Linked DNA regions of Mus musculus: region 1 is linked to region 2. The links are chromatin loops, found by intact Hi-C in ENCODE. Cell type or tissue: left cerebral cortex. All regions are shown on one strand.

Region 1 (8,000 bases), 56 kb after region 2:
GGGGAACACAGAAAGACCCTCTTTCAAACAACCAGGAACAGACACAGAAAGAAGCCCAGGCTGGGGATACAGATTCGTGGCGAGAAGTTTCCCTAGTGTCCACAGTGTTTGGATTCAGCACTGAAGAATATAAACATAGTAAGCTAGCAACTTACAGTGACTTTTCTTTTCTTTTCTTTTTTAGTCATTTACCCCCCCCCCACCATTTTAATTAACCCTTTAAAAGCTTAGAGCGCCAAAGCGATCCCCAGAAATCAAAGTCATCGCCTCACCCTCTGCACCAGACTGTGCTGAGGACAGTGCCTTCCACTGTAGAACTAAACACTTCCTCTCCCCTCTGCCCCATCTCACAGAAATGACTGCTCACGACAAGAACTCTGAAAACATGTCACCCATGAGCCTCATTTTGAATTCGAGTAATGAGCCAGAAATGATTTTCTTTCAGAACCAACTTTGCATCACACAAGAATGGAGTGAGGATGGCTGGACTAAATCAGCCCCCTTCTCTCCAGGCTCAGGCAGACAGACAAAGAAAGACTTGTCAGAAAGCAGAGGGGAGGCGTGGAGGGCGGGTGCACTCCTCTAATCCCAGCACTCAGGAGGCAGAGGCAGGCGAGTATCTGAGTGTGAGGTCAGCCTCCTTTACAGACGACTTCCAGGACAGCCAAGATTACACAGAAAATCCAGGCCAATGAACCAGACAGTAGCTAGAGGTCATGGCCTTTGATTTGAGAGGTTTTAGTTTAAAAAAAAGAAAAAAGCCTATGGAAGTCCTCCAGGAGGGCTGAGGACTGGCAGGAATGAACTTCGGTTAAAACGCATAACACATGAGAAGAAGGTCAAGGTGACAACACGGACATATGTCACTCAATAATGCGGGCACACCTGACAAATGCATCATCATCCGGGATTCTGCGGGCTGGAGAGATTCAGCTTGTGCTTACATAATCACAGACAGCCTGGGCTCCACAGTGTGTTTAGGCATAGATCACATATGTATGGTATCAACCTATTCTTTCCAGAGCCATGTTGAACAAACATACCACATAATGAATAGCTGGGAAGATGACTCCATTGATAAGAGCTTGCCTCACAAGAAAAAGCCTGAGTCCAGATCCCAGTACCAGCCATGGCAGTACAAAGCCTGTAATCCCAAAGTCCAGGAGGTAGAGCCAGGAAGATCCTTGGGGCTCTCAGACCAGGTAGTTAGCTCAATCTGTGCGCTCCAGGCTCAGTAGAGACCCTGTCTCAAAAAATGCTGTGGAGAGTGATTAACGAAGAAACCCAATGTCAACCTCTACCCTTCACACAAGTGTGCGTGGGCACCTGCACACTTATGGGCACAAAAATACCAAAAAACAAAAACAAAACTTGTCAGGTGGTGGCAGCACACGCCTTTAATCCCAGCACTCGGAAAAGGTAGGCAGATATCTGAGTTCAAGGCCAGCCCCCTCTACAGAGTGAGTTCCAGGGCGGCCAAGACCACACAGAAAATCCTGTCTCAACAAAAACAAAGCAAAACAAGCAAAACAAAACCCTTAAACACAAAATGAAAAGATACTTAGTCAAGAGAGGGCAAACTAAAGACAGATGAGCTGCGGCCAGCCTAGTAGGATGCTCTGTGGGAAACTTTAAAATGTTCAAATGTGTTCTAAAATAACACTAGAGAGCACCTCCTAGTAGTTACCTAACAGTGAGAGTCACCTGTCATCCTCCTCAGACATCCCAAGCCACCACACGTCACATTTCTATACACACAATGCGAGCATCACCACAAACACCCAAAGAATGAGCTGCATGCAAGGCACAGCACTGCGTCAACAGAGGTGTCTCTGCTCCTTTATAGTCTCAGGGGGCCAGCTGGGTTTTTTGTTTTTGTTTTTGCTTTTTATATGTAAGTACACTGTAACTGTCTTCAGTCACTCCAGAAGAGGGAGTCAGATCTCATTACAGATGGTTGTGAGCCACCATGTGGTTGCTGGGATTTGAACTCAGGACGCTGGAAGAGCAGTCAGTGCTCTTAACCGCTGAGCCATCTCTCCAGCCCGCAGGGGGCCATCTTTGTCCGTGCAACCCATCACCAACCCTGACAGACTGTCCAGGAACCAACAAAATAGTGGGTGACCGGAGAGCAGAGTTTTACCCAGCAAGCAGAAAAGACAATGGAGAGTCTTGCCTTTTAGAAAGCAAAGTTCTGCACTAAAGTTTAAATAAAAAATGAACCACAGAAATCCAGAACAGGGCATTTGGGGACGGAGGGCAAACTAGAGACAGATGAGGTCCTGCAGTCTAGCAGGAGGCTTTACAGGAAACTTGTAAACAATGGAGAAGGATCTGAAGTGACAATTGAGAGCATCACATAGTAGGTACACAAGAAGGTGACTCAAAGTCCCTAAGAGAGAAAAAAAAAATTATGGAGAGCCAAGAGCATGCACGGACGGAAAAATGGCTGAACATTAGAGACGGTGAGTCAGGCTGGGGGCTCTCACGGCGGTCAAGGCACCTCTGCAGGAGCAGGCAGCATCAGAGAGAGCTGACTGAGAGAGAGGCTGGGGACCATTTCCTGACATCACTAGAATGCAGCAGAGGAGCAAGGCCTGGAGGACCGATGAAAGGGTAGACTGGCCCGGTAGCCCTCAAATATGGAGAAACCCCTCAGCCAAAGTGTTCCATTCAGTTGGAAGGCCAGGTGACCTCTGCTTGACTCTCCCACTGGGGAACTTTGCCCTAGTGGGGGTTCCTCAGCCCTCCCACAGGAAGTACAACTCAGAGAGGAGGTCTCCAAGGGTCTGACTGGCCTCCAAACTGCTACTGCTCCAAGCTGCTGGAGCACTATAATCTGAGTGCTGAGTGGGGCCCGAGTCTTAAGCTTCTTTCTGTTTGCTTTGGTTTTCTGTTTGTGTCACCCTGAGTCAGGGTTTTTTTCTGTGTGGCCCTGGCTGTCCTGGACTCACTCTGTAGATTAGGCTAGCCTCAGACTCAGATCTGCCTGCCTCTGCAGGAATTGAAGGTGTGCACCACCACGCCCAGCTGAGAGTCTTAGTTCCTTACAAGCTTCCCAAGGATGCTATAGCATCTTTCCTAGGGAGCACACTTCTGGGGCGAGAAGCAGACCAACGCTAGCATATCAATTTCAAGTCAAAGGGAGCATGGCCCGACTTGGGGAACTGGAAAAGCCCTTTCTGGGGTCCAGCATCCTGAAAGGGTCAGTGAGGCCTCTAACTACCAAAGCCCCAAGGACAATGACATATGGCTTTGGAGGGCAGCTAAGACAGCTGAACTATGGGAGTCTCCCAATAAAAGTAGGGGATGCTATGCTGTAGTGGCCAAACCTACAGTCCAAGCTACTCCAGAGACTGAGGCAAGTAGATCTGGGAGACCAGCCTGAGCAGCCTGGTTGGGGAAGCCGGGGGAGGGGGAGGGTGTTGAGGAGGAGGAAATGAGAAAGGGTGGAGTCAAGATGAGTTAGGTACTTTGAACAACAACCCAGGCACTCAGAATTGGCTCAGAGGACCAAACCCCAGGAGCTGTCCGTCTGCACACGTGTCTATATGGAATCATCTATGCCCCACCCACTCCTCCTCAGCCTGTCTTCCTCCAGGGGAGAGGTAACTGCAGACAGGGAGCCTCTGGTGACTCAGGCGACTAGAAGCCAAATCTGTGCCCTGCAGCTGCATTCACAGGACCCTGTCCTCGCTTTCCGTTGAGCCTTCTAATCCCAAGCCTGTCCTCACTTACTCCAGGGCCCTTCTGACCTCCCCAGTACCGATCGTAGGCTCATCTTCAGAAGTGTCCTCAACTCCCAACCCTTGCAGGCACAGCCCAGAGCCTGAATATTCCCACAACATCGGTATAGTCCCTCTTTAAAAGATGTGTCCCTATCACCGTGATCCTGGGGATGCCTCCGGTAGCCCCCTGGGATGCCTCGATCCTACAAACGTCCCTTTGTGCCCTGTACAGGGCACACAGGAAGTGCTCAGAAGCAGCTGTGCGGGGGGTGGGAGTGGGGGTCAGGGGCTCGCAGGACCTGGTAGGCTCAGCAATCGGAACTCTCACCTTGTAGACTTTGCCGAAGGCGCCGTCTCCCAGCTCGCCCACGATCTCCCATACATCGTTGGGGTCCAGGTCCCGGCGGACGTGCTCATATTCACGGGACTTTCTCTTCTCGAAGGTGGATAACCGCAAGATGCGGCGGAAATTGGCGAAAGCCATGCTGGATGAGGAGCGCGACGACAGGACCCGCGGCTTCGGAGAGCCGCCCTCCTCGCAGCGCAGCACCCGCCGAGTGCGCCAGCGGCCACAGGGAGCTGCAGGAACCGCGGCCCGCCCGCCCCGCCCCGCCCCCTCCTAGACCCGCCTGCAGGACGCCCGGCACCCGCGCGCGCGCCTGTCCCCGCCGGCTCCACCTGCTCTGCGGCGCCCCGAGACCCCTCAATTGGCTGCGGGAGCTCGCGGCTCCGCCCGCGCCGCGGGGCACTCTGGAGACTGTAGTCCGCCGGGTGGCCGGCCCCTGGGCCCGCTGCGCCTCCCGGAACCCCAAACCTCCGGGGTTCAGCTGGTGTCTTTCAACCGCCGTCGGTGCCGAGTGGGTGCATCAGCGCACAGAACTCTCCCGCTGAGGCTTGGTTCGCCAGCTTCCCGCGCGAGATGCCCGCACCCCTCGCCCCGGGACTCACCCCAGTCCTCGGTGCTCTTTGCCTCAAAGTTCACGCGGTCCCAGGTGGCTTTCGCCACACTTCCTAGGCAGGTCTCGTGCTGCCTCTGAGCCCCGCAGAAAGCAGAGCCCCGCGCTTACGCCCATCCGGACTTTCCCCGCCTCCGCCAGCCACAAACGGCCGGGACGCTGGACATGAAACGAGAGTCCCTTTAGGACCTTTAGGCTTCATGGTAGGTTAGCAAATATATTCCTTATTAAGTAAAACTTTCTAGTTATTTTGCGAATTAAAAAGCCCCATTAGAGATAAAAGCGGAGTCATCTCTGGGATGGTGCTCCTATATCCTGGTCCTCATCCCTCTCTACCTTGGCTGCGGGCGTCCCGCATCTTGCACAGCGTCTTTGCTTGGTATCAGAACGTGGGTTCTAGTGATTGTGCTGGGGGCTGGGCAGCTGCAGAATCTATGCTGGAGACCCTCCCATCCTGAACAAGAGTGTCTCACACTCGGGCACTCTTAACTCGAGAAAGCGTTTTAATTGTTGGTCCCCTTCGTCCGGACTCTTCGAAAATATCCCTAGAGTCTCGCGCCAAATGCTGTTCCCCCATTCGAAAAGCCGGCTGGAGAGTGAATACTAGGCGCGGAGAGGGTTGTGTGTGCTAAGGACGTCCGGAATAAAAGTTGCTCCAGTTCCAATTGTTCCCACCACAAAATGAGTGCGGGGAAAATTTATAATTAAAAGAAGAAAATGTCATGCAAAACTGTTCTTGTTGAGTCAGCCTGTGGACCAGCCAAAGTGTACATCTGTCACTCGGTTGAGCGGGACCTGCTGAAGTCTGTGCAGCTATACCGGGTGGACAGAGGGTCAGAATGCGCTAACCATTTCCAGGAGTTCCAAAAGAAAACAAAGTAAGGATAAAAATGGAAAGGTCCGTTAAAAATGTCCTGCTACATGAAAGAAGCCAGACCCAAAGATCGCACGAGGTATGACTGCATTTTTATGACCGGTCCAGAAAAGGCAACGCTGTGGAGTTGCTCCCAGACACGGGGACTGACTGGAAAGAGCCATGAGGAATCTCACTCTGGTGGTGAAAATGCTGGGTCTCAGTGGCAGGGGGTGGGGGTGGGGGCGTAAAGGGACAGTTCCACAACTCCGGAAACTTGCCCCAAATCACGAGTGACTTTTGTTTTGTAAGGTGTTTGGGTGGGGGGCGTGTAACTTATGTAGCTGGAGTTAAAAGGAGGCTCAACAGAACCAAAGCTGCTTTGAAACTTCTGTTAAATCGGGGTTTCTTTCCTCAACTGTCTCTGGCTACAGAGCCTCACACTAATCTAGTGAATGAAGGGCTGTGCCTTCCCCCCACCCTACTTTCTGGAACAACTTAAAATAGAAATTAGTAAGATCAAGCTGGGCATGGTGGCGCATGCCTTTAATCCCAGCATTTGGGAGGCAGAGGCAGGCGGATTTCTGAGTTTGAGGCCAGCCTGGTCTACAAAGTGAGTTCCAGGACAGCCAGAACTACACAGAGAAACCCTGCCTCAAAACAAAACAAAACAAAACAAAAAACCAAAAAACCACCACCAACAACAACAACAACAAAAAAAAACACCACCACCACCAAAAAAGAGTAAGATCGATAAATAGTGCCTTTGATGTGTTTATCTCAATGAAAGAGTCTAAGTTTGCAGTTTTATTACAGCCTTTCAGTGTCTTTGAGATGCTGACCACTTTTTTGTGTTATTGGATTTGGCAGGAGTGGAAGGGGAGCGATATTTTGTTTGAGACAGGGTTACTCTATGTAGTCCTGGCTGTCCTGTTACTTGAGGCTGGCCTCACAGAACTCCTCCTGCCCCTGCCTCCCTAATGCTGGGAATTAAAGGTCAAATTGGGGCCCTACAGCATCTTCCTACCATTCTGTTCTTTCCTTGGCCATTAAAAAACAATAAATTTCCTGTCTTTTTGCATCTAGGAATTTTATTGTTTATTTCTGTGTGAGTGTGTGTGTTTTTTCCAGTGTATGGGTTCACATGTTGAGGTCTGAGGACCACTTACAGAAATTGGTTCATTCCTGCCACCATGTGGGTCCTCAGGATTAACTCAGAATTATTAACTCAGACCTCCAGGCTCTGCTGAGCCACCTCACTTTTTAAACATGTTATCTTTGTGTACTATTGATGTGATCTGGGCTGCTTTTATGTTTATATGAGTATGGTGTTTCCCTGCTACTGAGGGTTGAGCCCAGGTTCTTGTACAGAGGAAACATGCTCTGTGATGGAACTACACCCCCAAGGTGAGCCAAAGTTTTTAACTTAAAAAAGTTTTTCCCCTCGCCTGGCGATGGTGGCGTATGCCTTTGATCCCAGCACTTGGGAGGCAGAGGCAGGCAGATTTCTGAGTTCAAGGCCAGCCTGGTCTACAAAGTGAATTCCAGGACAACCAGGGCTATACAGAGAAACCCTGTCTCGAACACCCCCCCCCCCCAAAAAAAAATCAACTTAAAGTGCTGGAGTGATGTCTCCTCAATGGTTGCTCTTCCAGAGGAAGATTCAATTCCCAGTACCCAGGTGGCAGTGCAAGGTCATCTGTCACTCCAGTTTCATGTGACCTGAAGCCCTCTTCTGACCTTCCAAGGCACTGCATGAGGGTAGTGCACAGAAATACATGCAAGCAAAAACACTTAAGGGGGGAAAATTCAATTTAGGGCAGGCATGGTGGCACATATCTTTGATCCCAGCATTCAGGAACCAGAGGCAAGTGACTCTCTGAGTTCAAGGCCAACCTGCCCTATATATCAACTTCCAGACCAGCCAGAGTTACATAGTGAAAGCCTGTCTCAAAAGAACACGAATCAAGTTCTTTGAGGTTTCATTTCTATCAGCAGGAATGTTCTCCCTTAAGATTCTCTGTTAGGGAGTTTTGCCAGGACTGGGTTGTCCCACAGTCAGGATAGAGAAACATCTCCATTGCCTCTCCAGGCAACTCCCATACCCTCTCCTTTCAAATTTATCTTTCCAGCGCTGGAGATTAATGCCAGACCCTTGCTCATGCTAGGCAAGTGCTCAGCCACGAACCACACAGTGGCTTGTGCTTAGCTTCTTTTAACTCAACACATTTCTGATATTCATCATGTTGAATGAATCCATGGCTCGCCCATATTCTACATTAATACACTGTCCATCAACCATTGAGGGACAGACAGCTGGGTTTGGGATTTATCCATTTGGTTATTATGAATAAAGCTGACATATGGAAATGATGGAGTTGAGGACATCTGACCTCAAAATTCGTCACTTTCTTGCCCTTCATTCAATGGGTCCCCATCTCCTTCCTCTATCTGAGCAAAGGC
Region 2 (8,000 bases):
TGAAGGGGGTCAGAAGACACACGACAGATTGACAGGCTGGAGGCTGACAGATTGACAGGCTGGAGGCTGGTGGAAGCTTCGTAGTCTCTCTGTGGCCCTCCTGAGAGGGGAGGTGTCACATCCAAGCTGGGACTCAGGAGTCACGTGGGCAAGGTTAGGGAAAACCCCTGGTACCGAATGTTAGGCAGAGACACAGCCTCTAAAGACCCTGTGCCAGGCTTGGGACTGGAGGCCAAAGCCTGTGCCTGGCAGACAGCCTGGTAGGTAGGCAAAGGAAGCGAGGAGGGAGTCTGGGCGGCATGCACAGCCTTGGGTACAGTGAGCCACTCACTCCCAGGTTACTCTCAGCTTTGCTACCCCTACCCAGGAGCTCGTTACTCTGGCTGCTGCATGTTTCCAGTGGTCCCCAGTGGGCTTCTCACAGAATTAACCAATGGGTCACTGGGATGTGTAGGGTTAAGTGTGCTGACAAGGTGACGGAAGCCAAAGCCACCTGGGATTAAACCCCAGCTCTCACAGACAACCTGGGCAAGTCAAGAGAGCCTCTCTGCACTGTAGTTTGCTTATCTGCAAAGTAGGGATAACAGTTAAGGTGTTCTGTGTGCTCTATAGTGAGTATTCAAAACAGCATCATTACTACCAACAACACCATCATAATCACCATTAGTACCATCACCACCACCATAACCCCATCATTATAATCACTATCATTGCCCAACAGATGGCGCCACCATTACTGACTGCCATCACCAGTGCCACGTCAGGAGCAGAACAATCTGGGCAGCCTCGTCACACCCCCTGCCATTCCTCTACCAGAACATAGCTCTCTGGGAATGATGAGAAGAGCCAAGATGCCCAGAGTGTCTAAAACCTGTAACACGGTGACCTGAGCAGGACACCACAGGACACTGCTCTGCACCAGCTAAGGCAGACGTGGCACAAACCAGCAGTGCAGGCCAGGGTTCTCAGAGTACAAGGTTTCGCCAAGGCATCCTGCATATTGATCAGATTAGTAGCCCTTGAAGGGAGCCATCTGCTCTGCCTATATGGAGCTCAAGGTCCCTGGGAAGAGACAGGAGGGAGGACAGCCGTTCACGGAGGCCCAGTTAAGCAGGGCAGCTCCCTGCAAGGGGCCCAGGGCAGGTAGTTGGTGTGTAAGCAGCCCTGCCAAGGCTGACTGGGCCATGATTTGTGTTTAAGCTCTGAGAGACAAGGACTAGGCAGGGAGGACTGCCGCCTCAACCTACCGCCTCTAGTTGGGGCTGTAGAGAAGGCTTTCCACCCAACTCAGATGCTGAGGTCCCTCAGAGAGCTGGACCCAGAAACCTCCCAGAATGGCCAAACACCGGGCAAACATTCCCTATGCTGCCCCAGGCATTCATGACTCTGCAGAAGGGTGGATCAGAGCTGCCTCATTGTCTACCCCTCCAGGAGGAGGGATGGCTGCTCAGAGCCAGCTCTGCTGAGGGCTCCAAGATGCCAGTGTGGAGGAGGCAGTGTGCAGTGTGCCAACTGGCACCTCTCTTCGGCCAGGATCTCTGCTGTCATGAAACACATGTCCTTTCCAAGGCTGATTTTCTCTCTTTGTGCTGAGAAGCCACTAAGGGGCGATGCTCAGATCAAAGTAAGCTCTCCTCACCTGCCGCCTGCCCCCTTCTCTTTGTTTCTGCGTTCCTCGGTTCCTTTTTCTTCTTAATTATTATTTTAAAAAACTTTATTTCTGTTCTACGAGTACAGGTGTTGTGTGTGCACTATGCACATGCAGTGGCTGTAGAGGCCAGAAGAGGGCAATGGATCCTATGGGACTGGGGTTATAGACAGTTGTGAGCTATCCTGTGAGCGCCAGGAATTGAACCTGCGTCCTCTAGATAAGAGACCAGTGCTCTTAACCACTAAACCATCTCTCCATCCCTGCTTTGGACTTTTTTTTTCCTTTCCTCCACTTATTAAAAGCAGCTTCCAGAGTGGCCAAGTCACTAGAATGAGGACAGGAGCTGTCCCTGACAGCTGTGTGACCTTGTGCTGGAGGCGCCTCTGGTCTTGGCTGTGGCAGCACATAGGGAGCTGTTTGCATGGCAGCTAGAGTCAGAGAGTGGCACCATAAATGGGTGTCCCTTTCAAGGGACGCCTCTAGTATCCCAGCCATGCTGTACCCCTAAGGGTTCCACAGCTTTCAAAATAACACCACACACCTGACCAGTAGCCTGGCCCACCATGATGGACTGAGATCCTCCACAACAAGGAGCCAGAAATGAATCCCTCCTCTACGATCCTTTTACTGGGTGTTGTCTCTGCAGCAAGAAGGGCAAGTACTAGCCATGCTAACGAGGGCTCTGTTTAGAGGGAAGACTGGAATCTGTTTACAGAGTTTGACTCGGGGAGTGGCAGAACCAGTAAGGTAGCCATTATCTGAGTGAATGGCGAGGCAGCTCCGAGAGTGGCCGCATGGAGGTGGTGCATTCTGGGCCTGTTCTGAAGGCAGAGGGAATCGTACTCATGATGAGAGAGGGGTGGAGAATGAGAGAGAGTGCCAGGCTGCCAGGGACGAGATGGGCAGCCATTGCAGAATGCACCTGAGGAGGGGGCTGAGGCTCAAGTGGCTCTGAGCATCCAGAGATATGCAGAGACAAAGGTCTGGGGTCAGGTCAAGTTCAGGGACTGAACTTGAGGCACGAAGCCAGGGGCCCCCACAGGCTGGCTGTGATCATTCCAGCAAACAGAAGGAACAGAGAGCCCAGAGCTCACCACAGTCATCAATTGTGCTAGGTGAACACGGCAGACAGGGAGTGAGCCGTTGGCTGTGGGGGTGGGGGTAGGGGTGAGGGTGGGAGTGGGAGTTGTCAAGAAAGAAGGTGCTAGCCCCGGCATGATGAGTGACAATCCTGAGCTCCCTGCTACCTCCAATCCATGAAAACTGCCGCTGAACTGTTAGTGAGCAGGGTCCGCCACACACAGACTTCCTGGCTACCTACCCGACCAAGGGAGAAACGGAGGCACAGAGGGAACTCCTCACACCCCTCCCTAATTTCAGATCCAGGTTACCAACTGCAGCAGGACACTGGCCAGGGACAATTGTGCAGACGAATGACTGAGCCACCAGCTCTAGTAAGTTTCGGTGGCTTGGCCACACAGGATACAAAAGGACAGGGATTAGCAGATACAGGGCTGAGGTGCCCACAGCCAAGATGTGCCCCAAGCTGCCATTCCAACCAGATGACCTTGGGCAAGGACTTCCCCTTTGAGCCCACTGTCCTCAGGTCTGGCAGACCCCTGTATCCCTCCCACCCTACATTTTAAGAGGTACTGGAGAAGCCCCAGCCCATTTGAGGGCACCTGGGTAAACTGAGGCAGACCTCCTCCCGCCCCCTCTGCCCTGTGCTCTTCCACTGCGCACTGAGAATCCCCTGGCAGACACTGCTTCAGCTAGGAAGTGGAATTCCTGGCTCCTGCCAAGGCTCCGGGTGACAGCTGGTCTCTGCCCTGACCATGTCAGGCAGGCCGGATACCCTGGCACGGGAGGTGCCATTTACAGGAAGCAACCGGTCCCAAGAGGCTTGGGGCCTTTGCACCTTACAGCAGCTCCGTCTCCCAAACAAACACGCCATGCTGAAAGTGGGCCTTGAGGAAGGCCACACATTTGATTTTGAACCAGAAGTGTGGAAGGAAAGTCAGAATCTCCCATGCGATGGATCCACTTCTGTTTTGTTTTTCTTTTTGAGAAAGGGTCTCTCTACATAACAGCTCTGGCTGGCCTGGAACTTGCTAAGCTCCTGGCTGGCCTTAAACTTGCAGTGATCCTCTTGCCTCTATGCAAAACCTTGTGTCTGTCCCAGGTGCTGGACTTAGAGGTGTGAGCCACCACATCTGAGTTCACCGGACACATGGAGCATTCCTCACATTGGGCACCGTACCTCACAGCCGGCTAAGAACTTGACCTTGCCGGTGCCTCTGAGGAACAATGCAACGAATCTCCCTCACCTGCAGCAGCTGTGCAGCACTGGGCCGGGTTTCTGGGTTCTTATCCAAGGCTATCTTCAGAAAGTCTCGGAACTCCACAGACCTGGAGGACAGGCGTAAGTAAGGAGTGAGCCACAGCCCGGGCACCGCACGCCCAGGGCTGGGTGTGTGGAGACAGGGTCCATGGGACAGCCTTCTTATCATGCACACCACTGTCCAGGACACAGACGTCTAAAAGGAACATAAGCAGGATGGGAATGAGCATGGCAGTGTCAGAATCTAAACCTAAGTCCCCATTCCCAGCCTGGCCATGTGGCTGATTGGGCTCTGATCCTATTCAATATGTTCCGGGACATAACGGGATCTCGTCCTGGCTAACTGGCCTTGCTCTCGTGTCTAAGGTTTTGTATAGTTCAGGAGGGCAGTTCAGAAAGGCCTGGAGGTGGCCCTCTCCTCCGTTCCCCCCATCCCCGACTTTAGAGTCCACTGTGCACACGCAGACCCAGCACCACACGTCTCTGGAGTGGCTTCCGACCCTCCAGGATTACACAGCTCTCCTTACCACTTGGAGGGTGTAAGCAGGGTAGGAGGGTCCGACTTGGCAATCTTGAGCAGGACCCGCATGGGGTTGAGCTCGTGGTGTGGGGGCTCGATCTGCGCCATCTCGATCAGCGTGATGCCCAAGGACCAGATGTCAGCCTTGTAGTCATAGGGGGCGTCCTTCATGGTTTCACACAGCACCACCTCAGGGGCCATCCTGAGCCAACCAAGGAACAATAAGGGCTAAGAATTGGGCCCCTGAGGATGCCGCTCGTAGCTTCAGCGTCTCGAACACCACCAGCACCACACTGGAGGTTTGGCAGTATTTGAAGCCATGATTTGAATTACTGGCATCCTATTGTCTTCCTCAAGGGTCTCGGCCCGCTGCAGTTCCTGGAGCCCGCCACAAGGTGGCAGCAGCCATCCAGAACAGAGTCCTGGGGAAGGGGCAGGTGGGTGAGGGCAGAGGGGCGAAGGTTCCAGCAAAAAACAAACAAGGTAGGACAGTGGGGTAGACAGAACAGGACATCACAGAGAGAAAGGGGGATGGGAGAGAAGAGAAAGGAATAACGGGAGGGGTGGGAGAGAAAGAGTTAAGAGTAGTAAGCAAGCAAGGAAGGGGCTGAACACCATGGCCAGTTGTAAAAACAGAACACAAAGTAATCAGGTGTGAAACTGAGTGAGAGCTTGGGCTTGGGGTGCCACCTGGATGCCTGCAGCCTGGATGCCTGCAGCCTGAGCCTGGATGCCTGCAGCCTGGATGCCTGAGGCTGGATTCCTGCAGCCTGAGGCTGGATTCCTGCAGCCTGAGCCTGGATGCCTGGATGCCTGCAACCTGAGCCTGGATGCCTGCAGCCTGGATGCCTGAGGCTGGATGCCTGAGCCTGGATGCCTGCAGCCTGAGGCTGGATGCCTAAGCCTGGATGCCTGCAGCCTGAGCCTGGATGCCTGCAGCCTGAGCCTGGATTCCTGCAGCCTAAGCCTGGATGTCTGAGCCTGAGCCTGGATGCATAAGCCGGAGATTGGATGCCTGAGCCTGAATGGATGCACTGCAGGTGTGGGAAGGTGGGGCCCAGCTCCACACATCTGCAGGCTGAGGCCAAAGCAAGACTTCAGGTGTCTTCCTCTACAAGAGAGCCCTCTTCTCATAGGTGGTTTTTATTTTAAGTTAGAGTTTTGAAAAAGGACAAGACACAACAGGCGTAAGAGAGGCCCAGGGAGATTTCTCATGAGGACAGGAAGTGAATTTACATTGTTCTCATGTACCCCGCCCATAGCCAGCACCCTAAACTCAGTACAAGTGTTAGACGAACCAAGAGCTGAAGCACCTTTTCAGGAATCCGGTTTAGTTTATTAGTGGGGTGCTTTCCACTGTAACCCCAGTTTACAGACGAGGGCGTGGGGAAGCTAAGCCACTTGTGCTAGGCGCAGGAGTACCCAGAAGAGAAGCAGATGCTAGACACACACAGTTTGAGCGGCTGACTAAGGGCTCTGAACTGGCACCGCGTGCCCCACACACAATCCACCCAGAGGCAACTAACCACGGGGTGTTAGGCTTGCTATGTCCCCAGAGGCCCCACGACTCACCAGTAAGGTGTCCCTATGAAGGAGTCTCGCTTTTGCAGAGTTTTCAGATTCTTGGCAGACACACCAAAATCAGCTGCAAGACAAAACCCTAAGATAAAGTCATGGTCGAGGGAGTCTTCCCCACCCACACCCTTTGGGTAAAGTCCTTGGTGTGGTGTGGACTCAGGAACACAATTTCGGGACTCGGGGATGAGGCAAGCATGCTTGGGGACTTTTTGTTTGTTTGTTTGTTTGTGAGACCCTGTCTTAAAAAAAAAAAAAGGGCCAGGCTCATTTGATATAGTAATCTCTTTTTTTTAAAAGATTTTTTTTTGTAGAACATGATTTTAATATTTTCAACTGTTGATATTCAACAAACAGAATAGTTATTTTAAGATATACTTCATTGTTTTTAAAGATTTATTTATTTATTATATATAACTACACTGTAGCTGTCTTCAGACACACAAGAGGACGGCATTAGATTTCATTACAGATGGTTGTGAGCCACCATGTGGTTGCTGGAATTTGAACTCAGGACCTCTGGAAGAGCAGTCAGTGTTCTTACCCGCTGAGCCATCTCTCCAGCGCCCGGCCCAGTAATCTATAAATCCAATTAAGAATCTACAAAATAACACTAAGTACAAACAACTGCAATACTCATCAGTGTGCTGTTCAAATACACAGTGGCAACCAGAATTACATAACTGTCATTTAAAAAATAGACCTTTGTGCCAGGCAGTGGTGGCGCACGCCTTTAATCCCAGCACTTGGGAGGCAGAGACAGGCGGATTTCTGAGTTCGTGGCCAGCCTGGTCTACAGAGTGAGTTCCAGGACAGCCAGAGAAACCCTGGGCTACACAGAGAAACCCTGTCTCGGAAAAAAAAATAAATAAATACACAAACAAACCTTTTTAAAGTTATTATCTGTAATCGCTTGGCTTTGTCTTTTTCTTTTCTTTTTGGTGGCTCCTAATTTCACCTTATCAGATTCCAGTCCCATCCAAGGCATATCCAGAGCTACCAGGTGCTGGCTAGTCTCACGTCAACTTGACACAAGGTAAAGTAGTTGTTGGAAAGGGAGACCTCAACAGAAAGGGAATGCCTCCCTGCAGGCTGCCTGCAGGGGAGTCTGTAGGGCACTTATAAATTATTCACATGCACTACAGACCCTTCTCTATGCACATGACCCATTTCCCCTTCCCTCTTGAAGAAGGCGTGGCTCTTCACGCAGTCCCTGAGCACAGAACCTCGAAGCTGAGCTAAGCAAGTGAGAAGCTGGGGTCTGGTGGGTCACACCTGATTGCTTCCGGTTCTGTTTTTATAATTCGATATGGTGTTCACCCCTTTCCTGCTTACTCACTACTAAACTACAACCTGGTGCCTGTGCTAGGGGTTCACATATAGAGAGGTCAGGGGAGAACTTGTGGGAGTCAGTTTTCTTTGTCCACTATGTGAATTCCAGGAATGGAGCACGGGTGGCCAGGCTTGGCAGCAAGTGCCTTTACCCATGGAGCCAGCCCTACGACCCGACTCCCTCTCCTGAGCCACTCCCTTCTCCCACCTCTCATGCTGATTCCACTCCAAGCCACATTTATAAAATCACACACTCACTGCAGAAGTGGATAGTCCTCACACCCTTGTTATCACTAAATCTACAATCCCCAGTTTGTCCTGGATCGAGGTCCCTAAAAGTCTAGGGGGCTTTTCAAGCGATCGAAGGTCACAGCATGGAGCTGTCTGTCCAGGCACAGGAAACTACACAGAGGACGGTTGGGGGGCCAGGGTGGAATAAACTAGACAGAGAGCCACAAGCACTGTGACACCCAGTGATGGCTTCCTCTCTGTGACACAGGGATGCTGACCCTTGGTCCTTTAGAGCTCAGTTCGGGGCTGTCCTGAGGATCAAATTTACATTTACAAAATGACTCCACTCC

Evidence for each region. Hi-C counts contacts between places; a loop is a spot of excess contacts. Peaks named below come from ENCODE experiments on the same cell type or tissue, not always from the same donor. Only the 100,000 strongest peaks of a DNase experiment are listed, where the experiment ranks them.
Region 1: it touches region 2 in a loop (7-fold over the local background); 27 of 42 quality-filtered maps call a loop at or near these places.

What each region holds. Positions count from the first base shown.
Region 1 is chr11:32,529,616-32,537,615 of GRCm38, reverse strand. It overlaps Stk10 (serine/threonine kinase 10), which reads right to left and starts at 4,350. Exons shown (of 19, transcript NM_009288.2): 1 at 4,057-4,350. The coding sequence starts at 4,212. It also overlaps a transcript of Efcab9 not described here. In left cerebral cortex, CTCF peaks have their summits at 4,281 and 7,277 (motif pointing left); DNase peaks (open chromatin) are centred at 3,521, 4,428, 5,321, 5,392 and 1 more place; H3K4me3 peaks cover 2,784 bases; H3K27ac peaks cover 1,034 bases.
Region 2 is chr11:32,585,470-32,593,469 of GRCm38, reverse strand. It overlaps Stk10 (serine/threonine kinase 10), which reads right to left. Exons shown (of 19, transcript NM_009288.2): 5 at 6,085-6,157; 6 at 4,520-4,714; 7 at 3,979-4,060. Among named protein-coding and RNA genes, the nearest start is that of Fbxw11, 53 kb to the left of the region's middle. In left cerebral cortex, CTCF peaks have their summits at 716 (motif pointing right), 1,795 (motif pointing right) and 4,898 (motif pointing right); DNase peaks (open chromatin) are centred at 775, 1,463, 4,884 and 5,981.